2 separate regions of the Homo sapiens genome follow, and region 1 is linked to region 2. The links are chromatin loops, found by intact Hi-C in ENCODE. Cell type or tissue: heart right ventricle. All regions are shown on one strand. Each heading gives the region's core, and the rest is flanking DNA. Links, peaks and the distances in the headings are about the cores only.

Region 1 (4,360 bases), core at 1,001-3,500, 230 kb before region 2:
ATTACAATGGTAATAATAATTACAATAACCCCCATCTATTGAATACATCCTGTGGGCCAAGGGTTCTGGTAAACTCCACACATATAAACCCTCCTCTGACCCTGACCCTGTTCTATTCCTCTCATAGCTCCATGAGATATGTCTGGTTCTCTTCATTTTACAGAAAGATGACTGAGACTCAGAGTTTGTGACTTGTACAAGGCCTCACAGCTAGGAGATGCCAACAGCTGGGTCCAATCTCAGCTCGGAATCTGCACTCTGTCTACAGGACTAGCGCTTTGCCCAAGGAGACCAAAATGAAGACATCTTGTCTCCTGGTCTTGAAAATTAACTAATTCACTTTTAATGACATCAAGTGTAAACAATCTACCAAATTATTAAAACATTATCTTTTTGTCTATGTAGGCCATGGATCAAGACCATTAACTTATAATCAGTGATAGCCAAGAGGATGGGAAGAGAATATTAAGCCTGGTGCTCTGCAAATTAATACTTGCAGGTAAATGAGAAGTATCATAGGCATATTACTATTTACTTAACGTTTCATTCTATTTGAAAGAGAAATTCCCAAATGTTAAATACTACCCTACATTTTAAGCTTAAAAATACGCTGGACATGCGACAATGGTGCTGAGTACTTTGGGGGAAGATCACAACAGTCCTGGTAGCAGTGTCACAGCAAAATATTTCAGAGGTACCAGATGAGCTAGCTCCAAGGCAAATGAGGCAATATTATGTTTAACTGTTTGTTCGGAAACTTCTTTTATTAAAAAAGATTTTAAATATTAATGCTATTTTCAATACAGGTGTGATAACACTCAATAAAGCATGGTGTACTTGATATAAATTTCGGAATGTAACAGTCCATCTAGTTCCTGGTCCCCTCCAGTCTCCACCACATAGCCTAGTAGCAAAACGTACACACCCGTTTAAAAATGAAGAAGCTTTTGGGCATTGGGTGAGCACAGTGGGGTGGGGCAAGGAAAGTGCTCGTTCCTGAATTATTCATGCTTTTGGCTTTGACTTCAGTTAGTAACATCAATTCTAAGAGAACTGAGACAAACTCTTCTATGTTCCGCAAAGGAATGGAGAAAAAAGCCTGCCATTCGCAAGCAGCTGTGGGCAAAACCAGCGCAGAGTACAGGGGTCGGGAAATGAGGGATTAAAAAAAAAAGTCGGAGTAAAGTGCACAGTTACTGTCAAAAATATATTATTTTGATCCTAAGAAAATTAAAAGATTTTATCTAATGGACTAGATTGCTGACCTTTTAATACATTTGGTTTTCATTGAACATACAATCACCATCGGACATAAAAAGACTAGTTTGCTTAAAAAAAAAAATCCTTGGAGTTATCTACAGGAATCTTGTGGACGCAATTCAAGGATAACATTCTGCAGCTCTTTGGATATTGAATGATGTCCTCGGATCAGTCCACAAAAGAAACAGGGACCTGTTAATGCACTGATTCAAGTGGGCGTTTCTCCCATTTTCTCTTTCCTCCTCCCCAACCCACCCCTTTCTCTAAATGCCTGTGCTTTCCAGTTCTTCTTCTACCCCTATGGCATGAGACCTGGAAATCATGATGAGTTTCTCCTTGTTTGTAAACTGCCTCTGCACCGGCTGAGGTTGCTCGGCCGTGGGTGGCTCCTGGCTGGCACCCTCCGGCGAGCTCTGCTCCGCACCCAGAACGGGGGCGGCCACAGCAGAGTCTCGCGTTTGACCAGCTACTGCGTCCAAGACCGACTCGGTGGAGGTGCCGGCCTCCCGCAGGGGTGTGTAGCCCTTATTGCTGCTGGATGGGTCATCCGACTGGGAGCTCCCGGAGTCCCGCCTGGTGGGGGGCGAGCCCTCCAGCCGCAGGGGTGGCGAGGGGGAGGCGGCCTTGGCCAGAGGGCTGGAGTCCGGGTCCGCACTCCCCGGGGAGGGCGGGGGCTCGGGGGACGGCGGCGCCCGGTAGTCCGGGAGCCCGCTGGTGCTGCGGCGCCGCAAGGCCGCGTACCTGCCGGTCCTGGGCAGGCGGCCGCCCTGCCCCCTGGCGGCGCGCGCCGCTACCGCGCCCTCGGGCTCCTCCGGCTCCCGGCGCGCCCCGCGCATGCTGCCCTCTGCGCCGCGGAGGTTGGTCATGCTCAGGTCGAGCTCGCCCCTCGGGATCTCCTGGGAGCCGCGTTCCCCCGGAGGCCTCTGCCAGCTGCAGCTCGCGCCCTCCGCGTCCCCGCCCCTATCGCGGCCCCCTTGCAAGGGCAGCAGCGCGAAGGCGCTCAGCGAGGAGTCCACGAAGGAGCTGGCCGTGCTCTGGCGCCCCCAGCTCTCGGGTGGGCTGCAGGGCGCCGGACTGCTGCAGCTGCTAGCGGCTGCGGCGGCGGTGGCAGCGGCGGCCCGGCGACTGCCTGCCACGCCCGAGCGCTCGCGGTAGACGCTGTACACGGCCTCGGCCAGGCTCGGGGGCTCCCGCGGACAGCGCGGGGAAGAGGCCAGGTCCGGCGGGGACGCGGCGCCCCGAGGGCGGCCGCCGCTCGGCGCCGCGGGGTGAGGAGGCCACGAGCCCTTGGCCAGCATCGCCGCCGCTCCGAAGGCGTCCCCGGAGCCACCGCAGCCCCCGGGCTTCAGCTCCAGGCCCCGCGACTGCACGTAGCTGAGGAAGCCGTTGAGCGGTATGGCCCCGGGGGGCGCCGCGGCGGGGGCAGACGACGACGAAGAGGCGGCGGCGGCCGCGGCGGCGGCCGCGGCGGCCGCCAGGTCTTTGGCGCGGAGGCTGTGCACGTCGATGACGGTGGAGTAGAGGTCCCGCAGGTTGATGATTTTGGTCTTCTTGTCCCGGTTCTCGTGGAGGACCGCGTTTGCGCAGATGAAGAGGAAGATGCCGATGCCCATGATGAGGGGCCCGAAGACCTTGAGCTTGTCAGAGTGCAGGTAGCCAGAGAAGATGCGGAAGAAGAAGCCCACGGACGTGGAGGAGGAGGACGGGGAGGCGGCTCGTGCTGGAGGCGTGCTCCTGGGCGCGCCCGCGGAACTGGAGTTGACACCCCCTGGAGCCCTAGGGTGGCTCCTGGACCGGTTTTTGCTGCCACTGCTACTGCTGTTGGCCGTGGTTGGGACCCGGTGGCTGCTGCCCGCAGGCGGCAGCTGCTTACCCCCCTCCCGATTGGTCCCGGTGGCCTTGGGCCAGTAGCCCACCACCGCCATGGCTATGCCCACCAGCAGCACCAGGATCCCACAGAGGGCGATGAGCCCTGAGATGGAGCACAGCTTCAGCTTGCCTTTCACCACCACCACGTCGTTCTTGCGCCTCTTCTTGGCTTTCCGCTTGCGCTTGGGTATCTGGCTTGGGGGGCGGAGTGGATCCTGCTTTCTGGCGGAAATCCTTAGCAGGCCGCCGGTGGCGATCATGGCGAGCTCCTGGAGTGCAGGACTAGCCTCTGGGATGGAGGCTTGCACAGGGAGGGCGCCAACTGCCCACTAGCTGCTCAGCCACCTCCTCCTGCTGCAAAGCAGAGGAAGACAGTCAGAGGGTGTCAGCTTGGCTGCAGTGACATCTCACGCTGCAGCTGCCCTACTCCCAGATCCCACTCCGTGTGTGCCCCCCACCCCAGGGCCTTTATCCACTAACTGAAACAAGGCCGTGTACAGAGGCTGGAGCCAGGTAGACACTAGGGAAGGGAAACGTTGTTGCAACAACTAATAGGTGGTTATAAAACATTGCAATAACTAATATGTGGTGATAAAACCATCTGAGAATATGCCTTCTTCTCCTCGCTCCCCACCCATCTCCTCCACACACTCCATGGTAATATGAGGGTTTGAAATGAACAATGGAGTTCCAACCATTAGTAAAACCTAAATGTAGGGACTCAAAGTAGTGGTTAAGGACCTCCCTGTCAAGATTCTTTCCCTCAGTCCTTCAGGAATTGGAAGATTTTTCAAGGGAGCTGTCACAGGAGTTTCAAGTCTCTCTAAGCTGGGGAATCTGTCAATGTGTGGCCCAAAGTCACTAAAACAGTCAGGAAAGTTACTACTGTATAAAGACAAAGGAATTTATTTCACTGGATGAAAATCAAAGGTCATATAATGGCAGGCAGGCGGTTTATTTACTTCAGATAATTAATAGAGAGTTCACCACTGGGGAAGCAGCAGAGATATTGCAATACTCTGACAATAAATCCCTTCACAAAGTTGTCTCCCACCTATGCCTGTTCCTACAGCTATGTGCAGGCAGATCCCTTGCACAGCCTTCTTCTCTCCTCTCAGCAACATCTGGACAGCTTCTTGGGGTGGAATATTTAGTTTTAGGTAACTGCTTATGTAACTGAGCTCTTCCTTCTGGCCTTCTTTCCTCCCTCAGAGGAACTCCCTTAAAGGTA
Region 2 (5,603 bases), core at 1,433-3,932:
AAGCAGACTAAAGCCCAAGCTGAGTCTTATGGACTGTGAAACACCACTGAGGGCCTGAAACAGCACAGATGTGTTTTCAACCTCACTAAACTGTGCAACACACTGAGGGCCTGAAACAGTACAGATGTGTTTTTAACCTCACTCAACTGTGCAACACTCGGTCCTCCCAGGTCAGTCTCGGAACCGACCACGTGCCTCCTAAGGTGGTCTACAAGCCCAGGGGCCCGGGGCCTGCTTGCTAATGGCCTTTACACCAGTCATTACTGTTTCCTCTGGAGTGTCATGAGGTGGCTATGGAGAGGGAAGGAAGACAGGATGCCACCTCCCAGCTTGGCGTTACTAACCTAATATATCAGACTGTTGCCTGTGTTGCAAGGGCCAGCTTGTGGAGAAACTTGTGAGTAACGTTAGGAAGGCTACTCTGATTTTCTTGAGGTCATTTTTGTTTGAAAAACTTTTTAAAATTGAAGTAGAACTTTATATAGAGTGCCCAGATTATAAGTTGTCTTCTTCACAACTGACCATGCTCCTAGAACAACCACTAAGTCAGAAAACAGAACATAAACCCAGAGGCCCCTCCATTCCTCCTCTTCCAGTCACTCCCTGTAGGGGTAATTACCAGGCTGAATCTTAATCCTTAAGAGACTCATGTTTCCTGCTTTTGTACCTTATATGAATGGGGTCATTCAGTAATTACTATTGGTGTTTGGCTTCTTTCAATGAGCTTTACACCTGTGAGCTTCATCCAGGTTATGTGTAGTTAGAGCCACTCATTCTCAATGCAGTACAGCATCCCACTGTGTGAACAGGACACAATTTATCTATGCACTGTTGATGGGTGTTTGGGTAGATTCAAGTAGGAGCTATTATAAATAGCGCTGCTACAAACATTCTGGTGCATGTCTTTTGGTGAGCTGACGCACGTACTTCTTGGACATATGACTAGGAATAGGATTGCCATATTTCTTGAAGTTATTTTTGGCATCTACTAGATAAGTGATGTTTACAACATTCTATAAAAAAGCCCCAAGGTCAAGTCTCCATTAATTACACAAAGAATTATCTGTTGTCCATTCATTCTTGAACTTTCTGCAGCATGTACTATTATAACTGAGGTCAATGCCACTGTATCTATTTTAGTAAGCAGCATGTTCATTTACAGATGCACAGCACCACATTATTTACTTTGGATTATTGCCCTGGCATTTCTAACGCAATCCTAAATCACCCTCCACCTCAGCCACTGCTATCAAGAAGAAATTAAGAAAATTCAGTAATAACAACTAGTTCTTATAAATAGGCGATGCACCTCTTCCATCTGGCCCCACATAAAGATAGGCAAATGAATATTAAATCTGACATATGCAGGCACTGAATTATAACAACAGAAATTGGAATATGATGCTATAATTATCATATCATCAAAATGAGAATGAGATGAAGGGATAATTAAAATCATCATGCCCAGCTTAATATTTTCATAACTAAAGCTTTTATTCCAGATTGCTGATTTGCAAGTTTCTTATTGATATTTCATGTCTTACAAGGAGCACTTTCACAGCCCTACACACCAAAGGGGAAGCAGACATTCAAGTAGATTCTTTTTCTTTATTTTTTAAATAAATCATAACAACTAGCATTGTTTCCCCGTGTGTGTGTGTGTGTGTGTGTGTGTGTGTGTGTATGTGTGTGTGCATGTTTGTATTTTGGAGTTGGGAATCAAAAGTTCATGGTTTGAAAAGAATTCTGAGGATCATTTCGTCTTGGCCTTGTCTCAAGTGAGAAAACTGTTCTTAACAGTCTCCTTAACAACTGATTATCCAGATGTAGCAGGTTTGTGCGTCATTTAGGATCAATTTCCCTTTCTGATCTAAAATCTTCCTAATCTACAAGTGAGAGGCATAATTTCAACTACCACTCCAGTTCTGCATATACATCCGGGAATAGGAGAAAGAGTATCAGATGAGTAGTTAGAAGACATTTAATTTAAAATCAGCTCTACCACTTATGAGTTGTGCAGTGATGGGAAGACACTATCTGTCCAAGGCTCGCTTTTTTAATTCATAAAATAGAAATAATAAAACTTACATCACAGGGCTGCTCTGTGTATTAAATAATATATGTGAAAACATTCTGTTAGTGGTTAAATTATACACAAATATAACATATTATTATGATTGTTATTATTAACTTGTACAATAGACACTTTCCAAAGGAAAAAACATCAACATTCAAACTTTGAATCAAATTTTGCCCAATTGTCTGCACTACAAGTAACTTCCAAAAATAAGTTGTACTATCAACTTGATATGATTTGGCTGTGTCCCCACCCAAATCTCATCTTGAATTCCCACATGTTGTGGGAGGGACCCAGTTGGAGGTAACTGAATCCTGGGAGCAGGTCTTTGCCATGATGTTCTCATGAGAGTGAATAAGTCTCACAATATCTGATGGTAATATAAGAGGGAGTTTCTCTGCACAAGCTCTCTTTTTGCCTGCCACCATCCATGTAAGACATGACTTGCTCTTCCTTGCCTTCCACCATGATTGTGAGGCCTCCCCAGCCATGTGGAACTGTAAGTCAAATTAAACCCTCCTTCTTTTGTAAATTGCGCAGTCTTGGGTATGTCTTTATCAGCAGCATGAAAATGGACTAATACACAACCTTACCCTCATTCATAAAAGGAAGATTGGCCAAGGCCGTATTATCTCTTTGAATTATAGCCATTATCTTTAAAGAATGGTGTTTATCCAAAAATTTAAGAAAACAGAATCTCCATGAGAATTATATATTTAAATCTAACTCATATATAAGGAAGAAACTATAGAAAGTGACAAACTTCCTAAACTTAGGAATGTTATTTCTTAGAAAAAATAATCCATTTTAATGCACATTACAGAGTTTTCCATGAATTCATTTTAACTAGGATAAATCTTCAACAATTTGAGTAATTCCAGGAAATCACAGCATGTTAATTAAAAGATTATATTTTCTTTTTTCCTGTGCCTAGTAGATAATGGAAGGGTCATTAATCTTGATTCTTGAGGCATCTTTAGGAAAGGGGGTTATTCTAACCCAGTTCTTGCTGCTAGCAATAGTTTTGCAATTATGGGCCTTACATTTGGAATATAGATCCTGGACTCATGATATTTACATTTTATTAAACAGTGAAATGCACATAGAATAAGTTTCTTGCAACTGGAAAAAGTCATGTCCAGGCAGTATGCTGTTGATCTTAGAGAATTATGTTGTGATGTATCTCTTAAACAATATTGAGATGGTTTGGCTGTTTACCCACTCAATCTAATCTTGAATTGTAGCTCCCACAATCCCCACGTATCATGGGAGGGACCCAGTGGGAGGTAATTGAATCATGGGGGCAGGTCCTTTCTGTGCTGTTCTCATGATAGTGAATAATTCTCATGAGATCTGATGGTTTTATACAGGGCTGTTCCCCTGCATAGGCTCTCTTGCCAGCCACCATGTAAGATGTGCCTTTGCTACTCCTTCGCCTTCCACCATGATTGTGAGGCCTCCCCAGCCATGTGAAACTGTGAGTCCATTAAACCTCCTTTTCTTTATAAATTATCCAGTCTTTGGTATGTCTTTATTAGCAGCGTGAGAACAGATTAATATGAATATCACAGATATTTTAACTAAAAACGAAGTGAGAAATCACCTAATCCAATCATCTTGTTTTGCAGATAAAGAAACCAAGGCCTAGAGATTATGTGAATTTGTCCTTTGTCCTACTACCTGGCATTACAACAGTTATTCTTAAATTACTTTTAGTTAAGGGCTAGGCCCACCTGAAACTGTTTTTACTTTGAAAAAATAAGTGACGAAATGACAGTTTCCATTCCAGTGATGTTTATGTGTTGGGATCAACGAGTGTGTGAACTCCTTGGGGTAAAGACTTTGTAGCTGCCATGTATTCCATCATACCAGGTGTAAGGAAGGCCCACATCAGGCTGGTAAATGGTGATGAAGATGGTAAGAACAGAGGCCAGAAAAGCTGCCCAGGAGGCATAAGGCAGTCACCACATGAAAACATCTCAGTGGAGGGATGAGAGATCAAACTAGCAATTTAGAACATTCATTCAAGTGATTTTCCTAGTATTCAGAGGGACAGGACGAAGAATGGAAAATGATGAGAGAAAAGATGGAGTCACGAGGGATAGATGTAGAGGTTCCAATGTCATTTAATAGAAATTCTAGAGAGAATATATCTGGAATAGAAATAGAACTTGAAAAAATACTCAGAGGAAAAAATGGTCTCGTACAAAGGAGGACATTAGTCTCAAACTGAGAAAAGAGTATTAGAGGTAAATTTAATGAAAAAAACTATATATAGACATATATAGGGGGATTTTAAATTATATATACAGTTATATTATTATATATATGTATATATAAAAATTATATATACAATTATATATACACACCAATACATGCAGTACACTATCAATACATGGTAGCAGGAGACTTTGTTATCATGGTAAAAACTAGAAGATGATAGCAAGCAACAGGACAGAGAGAGCTCTGAAAGAAAAAGGTCTGGGCTTAAACACCTGTCTCCCATCAAATTGCTTTCAAGGGTGAAATGCATTTTCTAATATGCAAAGATTTTAAATGTAATATGCAGGCACCTAGACAAATCAAAACAACTCTTGAAGTGTGCTGGAACAAGGAATAAAGGAAATTAAGTAAAGAAATAAGGAGGAAATTGAGGCTGGAAAGGATGAGAGATTACCACTGGAATCAGTAAAGGTGCATGGTAGTTTTAAATATGATTGAAAAAATTGTTTGTGTTCCTTTTTTTCTTTCCACGAATTGATCTCTATTGCTTTAAAAATGGAAGGAAAAAAAGAGTAAGGTATGTATTCTCAAATCTAATTAACACAATAGATATACTGAATTAGGAAAAGAAAAGATAAATATTTAGCATTGCCTCTTTCCCAAAAGAAAGCCAAAGATTAATATTCTCTAATGACTTTGATAAGTAAGTAAATGTAGGTTTAGAAACGCATCTGAAAAAAACATTAGAATAACCAATAGAATAATAAAAAACATTTGGGTGGATAGATGCTCTTACTCCTAAACTAGAAATTATTAACTAACAAAATGCGGAAGGAAGGAGGAAAGGAAGGAAGGAAGGGAGGGGAGGGAGGGGAAAGGAAGGTCCCCTCCTTTGTCCTACCACTAGTAGCAAGAACACAACAAAAGAAACAAAATATTTAAGGCATAAAGCAAATTGGCATATGTACAAGTTATGTTATAATTTTAACAATAACTGCAAATAGGTTAAACTCTCTTATCAACAGGAAAAGGCTCTTGGATGGGATTTTCTTTCTTTTTAAAAAAATAGTTTTGTTAATTAAATAATTTTTGTTTTGTTTTGTTCTTTTGGAAACAGGTTCTCATTCTGTCACCCAGGCTGGAGTGTAGTGGCGTGATCTTGGCTCACTGCAGCGTCAACCTCCTGGGCTCAGGCGATCCTCCCACCTCAGCCTGCTGAGTAGCTAGGACTACAGGCACACACCACCACACCCCACTAATGTCATGTATTTTTTGTAGAGATGAGGTCTTACTATGTTGTCCA

What was found. A loop is a pair of places that touch in the nucleus more often than their neighbours do. Peaks named below come from ENCODE experiments on the same cell type or tissue, not always from the same donor. Only the 100,000 strongest peaks of a DNase experiment are listed, where the experiment ranks them.
Region 1: it touches region 2 in a loop (5-fold over the local background); 5 of 110 quality-filtered maps call a loop at or near these places.

What each region holds. Positions count from the first base shown.
Region 1 is chr18:5,888,675-5,893,034 of GRCh38, forward strand. TMEM200C (transmembrane protein 200C) reads right to left here. Exons shown (of 2, transcript NM_001395400.1): 2 at 1-3,483. The coding sequence starts at 3,389. The coding sequence ends at 1,524. MIR3976HG (MIR3976 host gene) reads left to right here. Exons shown (of 10, transcript NR_172496.1): 9 at 406-499. Among named protein-coding and RNA genes, the nearest start is that of TMEM200C, 4.7 kb to the right of the region's middle. RefSeq lists a silencer at 1,889-2,108 and an enhancer at 2,626-3,153. In heart right ventricle, for the core only: CTCF peaks have their summits at 2,064 (motif pointing left) and 2,266; no DNase peak of the experiment used is centred there; H3K4me3 peaks cover 1,457 bases; H3K27me3 peaks cover 2,142 bases.
Region 2 is chr18:6,120,037-6,125,639 of GRCh38, forward strand. All of the region lies in intron 14 of L3MBTL4 (L3MBTL histone methyl-lysine binding protein 4), which reads right to left. Among named protein-coding and RNA genes, the nearest start is that of L3MBTL4-AS1, 130 kb to the right of the region's middle. In heart right ventricle, for the core only: no CTCF peak of the experiment used is centred there; no DNase peak of the experiment used is centred there; H3K27ac peaks cover 60 bases.